2 separate regions of the Homo sapiens genome follow, and region 1 is linked to region 2. The links are chromatin contacts, found by Hi-C or POLR2A ChIA-PET in ENCODE. All regions are on one chromosome and are shown on one strand. The core of a region is the stretch at or near the end of the contact, and the rest is flanking DNA. Distances in the headings are between cores, read along the strand shown. Region 1 overlaps MYO1D (myosin ID). Region 2 overlaps RAB11FIP4 (RAB11 family interacting protein 4).

Region 1 (3,029 bases), core at 220-2,719, 1.0 Mb before region 2:
GGATCCCATCCTGTGACAGTCATTTAAAACAAATGTGTAACTGCCTAATCAGGGCACAAACCATTTTTCAGATTTGCCTGGGCAGCAGTGACCTAAATATTACCCAGGGTGTCTGACTTCCAGCTCCAGAGGAAGAATGTATTTGGTTTGATTGTTTTCATGCCAATAAAGTTGGGCCAGTAATTCAAGGTCCCCATTGGGATAGCTGAATCCTTCGATGCTATAAATTAGTTCTTTAGAAAGCAGTGGTGTCGTTTTTATTGAATTGTTCACCTTCCAATGGAATCACTATGCACCCACGCTAATTTGTTGTGCCATTGTTAATGGATATAAGATAAAAGGAGCAGGAACTGGAGAGGATGGTGGAAGTGGCCCAGCCCATTTACACCAGCCAGGTATGTGGAGTAAATCTTGGGAAAATGTGTCTATTTAATCCACTTACAAGCCAAATGGTGTAGCAAGTAGCAGCAGATCCATTCTGCTCTCTCTCTCCCAGGTAACAATGCAGGCAGTAAATAAGGCCTGTATTAGAAGCCACTAAAGCTGTAAACACACACAGCAGGGAAATTTGCCTAAACTGCCCACTGAGGTATCAGATGCAATTGGCCTTCTATTGGAAGTGTGTCTGCGCTCAAGGGCAAGCCAAATTTGGCAAGAAGCCATGTGGAGACACTTCACATTTAAATCTTCTACGAGACTGGGGGCAGGGAGACAAAGGTTCCTCTGGGGCTCTCAAATCCAATTGGTGATTCCAGAGAAAATGGGGACTCTTCATGGCAGGCAGGAAAAGGGGAAATGTGGCCTGAGAGAACCCACACTTTCCCAGCCAGCAAGCTCCAGCCTGGATCAAAACAACCCATTTCTGGGAACTTAAAATAAAAAATAAGAGAGCAGTCAAATGAACTTGAGACCCCCACAGGGCCTTTCATGTGTCTACCAGCAGCAGCATGGTGAGTGGTTTCTGTGATGTGGGATTCCAGGGCAAGAGGCACTGGACCATGGCCACTGGTTCATCTCTCATTATAGGCCAGAAATAGATGCCCCATCCCAGGAAAAGGGAAATAAGGCTGCATGGAATGTTTCATCTGTTGGAATATTGTTCTGCTCTGCCTGACAAGATTACTGAGTTCTCAGTTCTGTAGCAATGGCATTGAGTAAGAGTCTGAAAATTGATGCATTATGTACTCGCTTAAAATAGCAAATGCAGAATAGAAAAAGCAAAGCTGCTAGGAAGTGTGCAGAACATATTGATAGAAAGGCCTGCTTTGCCTCTGTCATTACCAGCATGAAAGTGTGTATCGGAGCAGGGGGTAGACTTTCCATCAGAAGCATCTGAGCAGTGGAGGCTCTTTTACCGCAATGAGACAAGGGTACATTTTTTTAGCTGACATAAGTGAGTGTAAATCTTTCTGTTCTCAAACAGGTGGTAGAAAGTGGGCAATTTGTTTCTTTTCATCTCCGTGTTCTGGGCTTGGTTTATGAGATAGCTGCCTCTGTTTTAACTTCTTTGAATTCCCCTCAGAACAAAAATCCCCCACCACCTGCTACTTAATCAAATATTCTTCACTGTGGATTATAGTTGCCTGGATGGGAGCAAGGTTCAGTGACAGTGTGATGGAAAATATCCAAAAAGAACTATGTCGTCAGCCCCAAGAAGAAAGCATTATCCTTTGTCCTTAAAAATGGGATTTAAGGCTGGGCACAGTGGCTCACACCTGTAATACCAACACTTTGGGAGGCTGAGGCAAGAGGATTGCTTGAGCCTAGGAGTTTAAGACAAGCCTGGGCAACAAAGCGAGACCCTGTCTCTACAAAAAATCAAAAAATTAGCCGGGCATGGAGGCACATACTTGTGGTCCCAGCTATATAGGAGGCTAAGGCAGGAAGATGACTTCACCAGGAGGTGAAGACTGCAGTAGGCCATGGCTGGGGGACTGGGCGAGACTCTATGTCAAAGAAAAGACAGGAGGAGGGAATTTAAAAATACTGAATAACAAGTTAAAAAGTCCTTCTGGAATCGACAAGCCTTTTTGCCCTGGAAGGTGGCATAGTTGCTTCTTAGGGGAATATCCGTGGTCAGGGACAGAGGCCTTGAGAGGCTGGGCAAAGGTCCTTTCAGCCCTGGTTTCATTCGTCTAACCAGCATTCCACTCTAACAGCCTCCTCCATTCAAGCGCTTACTCCATTAACAAACATTAATGGGGCACTTACTCGATGCCAGGCATGGCACTAGCCACTGTGCATATATTTTCTCCTTTAACTCTCTAGAAAAAAGAACATTATCCCTGTTCATTATCCCAGTTAAGGAAACTGAGTTTAAAAGGATTAAGTAACTGCCCAGAGCCAGACAGCTAGATTTGAACCCTAAACTATTGATTCCAAACCTTGTATTCTTCCCACTATGCCTCCATTGTCTCCTCTTTTGATTAAGCAACATTCCTAGAAATACAGGGAACCTGGAAGGCCCCTGTCCGCATCTCTTTCCTGCTGCTGCTGCCAGCTGGAATGTCTGACTCCCGGATGTGTTATAACTAAACTTCTAAAAGAACGATCAGTATCTGAGAAAAATCCCTTTTTTCAAGCTCAGCAAGCAATGTGATGTACTAACAGCCCCTCATCGTGATTCAAACTAACTATAATTTACCCATTGTTGTTGGACATTGACTAGTTTCCAAATTTTTATAGGTCACCACGATTTTGGAGAGTGTGACCTGCTATTTGCAAAGCAAGGATTAGACTTTCCCTCCTTTCCCCTTTATAATTTGCACTATTGCTTCTAAGAATAGTGTTTTTTAAAGTTTGGACATTTTCAGATAAAGATTGCTGGAAATAATAGTGTGAAAAATATTTTTTAAATAAAAGACTAACATTGAATAAAAAGATAGAAATCTTGGGCATCCGCGGTGGCTTACACCTGTAATCCCAGCACTTCGGGAAGCCAGTGTGGAAGGATGGCTTGAGCCCAGGAGTTCAAGACCAGCCAGGGCAACATAGGAAAACCCTGTCTCTACGATTTTTTTTTTTTTTTT
Region 2 (2,808 bases), core at 142-2,641:
AATGAAAACTCAGGCAAAGGGGGAGAAGGACGAGGGAAGAAGAGTAATGTCCAAGGATTATAAACTGAGTCAAGAAGCCCTTGGAACACCAGTTTCCCTCTGCTCCCTTGGGAAGGCCAGTGACCCACTCCCAGCCCTCATTTTCCCTCTTAACCCAGATGGAACGGGGCAGACCTTAGATGATACCCAGCAAGAGAAACAGGGAATGTTGCCTTGCACACAGCCATGACAACTGTGGAGCCACGATTCATATGTGGTGGGAGGAAAATCCCGAGGCTCAGAGAGGTCGCTCTACTTTGCCAAGGCCACACAGCTGGCGAGCCATAAAGCTGGAATCTAAGCCCAATCCAAGGTTGTCCCCTTGAACCACATCAGGGTCCCCTCATATAATCTGCCACCACTACAAGGTGGCTCCACCTGCATCCTTGGAGGAACTGGACAAATTATATAAGTTCCCCAGAGGTTACCTAGTTTCTATTTCATTAAATCTGAGACACCTCTGATTTTACAATGCACCGTTATTTCAAGTATGCCAAGAAAAAGGCGCTGTCAAATTATAATAATCCGCAAATGTGCGACACATTCCAATTTAAGATGTTAAATGGAAAAAAAGGAAAGGAAAAAAAGAATGTGCCTTAGAATCCCAGAAAATACCATGTAAGTGTGAGTAGGGAACAGGGATTCAGTCACAGTTCCGCAGACTGTGTGTGTGCAGTGAAGGGCAGTCAACAACTCCACACAAGCACATGAGCACACACCTGCTGCTATAAAATCCTTCTTTGCTAATAACTGATGCAATCGTGCAGATAATCATACAAAAATGTGTTGGCCAGACCTGCCTTGTCAACAAGAACCCTCATTTCACCAGGAGACCATCAATTCAAGGTTGCCTAACATCAGTCAGACGAGTCAAGCATGGTGGCTCATGCCTGTAATTCCAGCACTTTGGGAGGCCAAGGTGGAAGGATTGCTTGCGCCTAGAAGTTTGAGACCAGCATGGGTGACATAGTGAGACCTCATCTCTACCAAATGAATAAATAGCCGGGAGTGGTGGTGCACCCAGCTACTCAGGCAGCTGAGGTGGGAGGATCACTTGAGCCCAGGAGGTCGAGGCTACAGTGAGCCAAGATTGTATCGCTGCACTCTAGCCTGGGCAGAAATGCGAAACCCTGTCTCAAAAAAAAAAAAAAAAAAAAAAAAAATCAGTCAAGTGGAGGCTGTCCTGCCCACCTAACCAGCCAGGCTAGGCCAGGCTAGCCAGCTTCGCCTGAGTGGAGCTATAGACCTCTGGGCAGCCAAGCTGGATGACTCTGTGGTTAACTACCAAGGGCAGTCACCCAGTGTGGCTGGGCGGTGGCACAGCCTGCACCTTTTTGTCTGGCTTTTCTCCAAATCTCCTGGGGCTTGTGGCCAGCCAGAGCCTCAGCATTTTAATAAGGCAGATGCTGGGGGCTGGCAGTGGCAGATGGGCAGCACTGCTCCAAGCCAGCTTTTCCAGCTAGGCACAGGTGGATGGACAGGCAGGCCCTGGCTGGAGGTGAAGGGCAGGTGGGCCGAGGTGTGGAGGGCCATCCTCCCCTTGGCAGGCCAGCCACAGCCTGGCAGTGTGAGCAGCCTCTGGAAGGACAGGCTAGGTACAGTCTCCCTCACTGAACCTGGGGAGAAGTCTGTTACCTCGGAAGCTGCTTGACATCTCATTCACAGACTGCCACACAAATGCTAGTCACTTCACCCCAGACCCAGAATCTGTATCTGCAGAGCCCGAGCAAGGTTTGTTAAAAACACAGAAGCTGGCTGGGTGCAGAGGCTCATGCCTGTAATCCCAGCACTTTGGGGGGCCGCGGTGGGAGGATCACCTGAGGGCAGGAATTCGAGATCAGCCTGGGTAACATAGTAACACCTCATTTCTACTTTTTTTTTAAAAAAATTAAAATTAAAATTGAAAAAAAAGATTTAAAAACCCACAGAAGCTGAGGAAGTAGAGTTTTGCTTCTCTTGCAAAGGCCCTTGAGTAATGGAGTTTTTCCGCTGCCACCTTCCTGTTTGGGCCATGACACTCCCCGGCAAGACATTCTGTTAGGTGCGAAGGTTATTAGTCACAACAATCAAACCAGCTGAAGCCTGCAGGAACTAAGAATAACAGCTCACCCCAAAGCACAGTTTTAAGTGCTTTTCATACATTTACATATTTGAGCCTTACCACGAACCCTGTGAGGGAGGTACTAGCCTCATCCTCTTACCACGAACCCTGTGAGGGAGGTACTAGCCTCATCCTCGTTTTACAGGTGGGGAAGCTGAGGCACAGAGAAATTAAATAACTTGTCTAAGATTCCACCAATAGCAAGGGGCAGAGCCAGGATCTGAACCCAGAGACAGCCTGACTCTGAAGGCATTTTGGTACTAAACTGGCCTGCCTCTCTAACCATCTAACCGTCCACGAGTGTCAACTAAGTAAAGGCCAGAACCTAGACTGGGCATCTTAAATCACCATGGCTCATTTTATTTTCACCATCACCCTGCGAGGCAGGTGCTATTATCAACCCCATTCTACCTGTTGGGCACCCCAACCCTCAGCCACCCCAAAGCAGGGGGGTGGATGAACAGGATGCCCCATCTGAATGCTGCCTGACACGCAAACACACACGTGTGTGCACACACACATATACGATCTGGGGCCCTAAACTGGACAGACTAAACCCAAAGCTGCTGCCCAAATGTGGGAGTGACTCCCTGGGGTCCTTAGGACCCCACAGAACCATGCTGCTGCCTGCCCACAGGCAGAGGGAGTGAAGAGTGAGGCCAGGGAAA

What was found. Hi-C counts contacts between places; a loop is a spot of excess contacts on that map. ChIA-PET counts read pairs that join two places held with the same protein, here RNA polymerase II (POLR2A). Pooled maps may share reads with other maps.
Region 1: a loop to region 2 is called in a pooled map, with 3 times the contacts of the local background. The contact joins two enhancer-like sites. A Hi-C loop is called at or near these places in 1 of 37 single-sample maps with no recorded cell type and 4 of 50 pooled maps. POLR2A ChIA-PET finds 5 or more read pairs at or near these places in 2 of 52 experiments (activated CD8-positive, alpha-beta memory T cell and activated naive CD4-positive, alpha-beta T cell).

The regions. Positions count from the first base shown.
Region 1 is chr17:32,514,256-32,517,284 of GRCh38, reverse strand. All of the region lies in intron 21 of MYO1D (myosin ID), which reads left to right. All of the region lies in intron 1 of LOC105371734 (a long non-coding RNA gene), which reads left to right. Among named protein-coding and RNA genes, the nearest start is that of CDK5R1, 29 kb to the right of the region's middle. RefSeq lists enhancers at 752-801, 872-1,041, 1,922-1,971. Within about 2 kb of position 1,469, at least 5 of the 41 ENCODE cell types and tissues checked have a DNase peak (open chromatin) inside an H3K27ac peak, as active enhancers do.
Region 2 is chr17:31,493,761-31,496,568 of GRCh38, reverse strand. All of the region lies in intron 3 of RAB11FIP4 (RAB11 family interacting protein 4), which reads right to left. Among named protein-coding and RNA genes, the nearest start is that of MIR4724, 40 kb to the left of the region's middle. Within about 2 kb of position 1,391, at least 18 of the 41 ENCODE cell types and tissues checked have a DNase peak (open chromatin) inside an H3K27ac peak, as active enhancers do.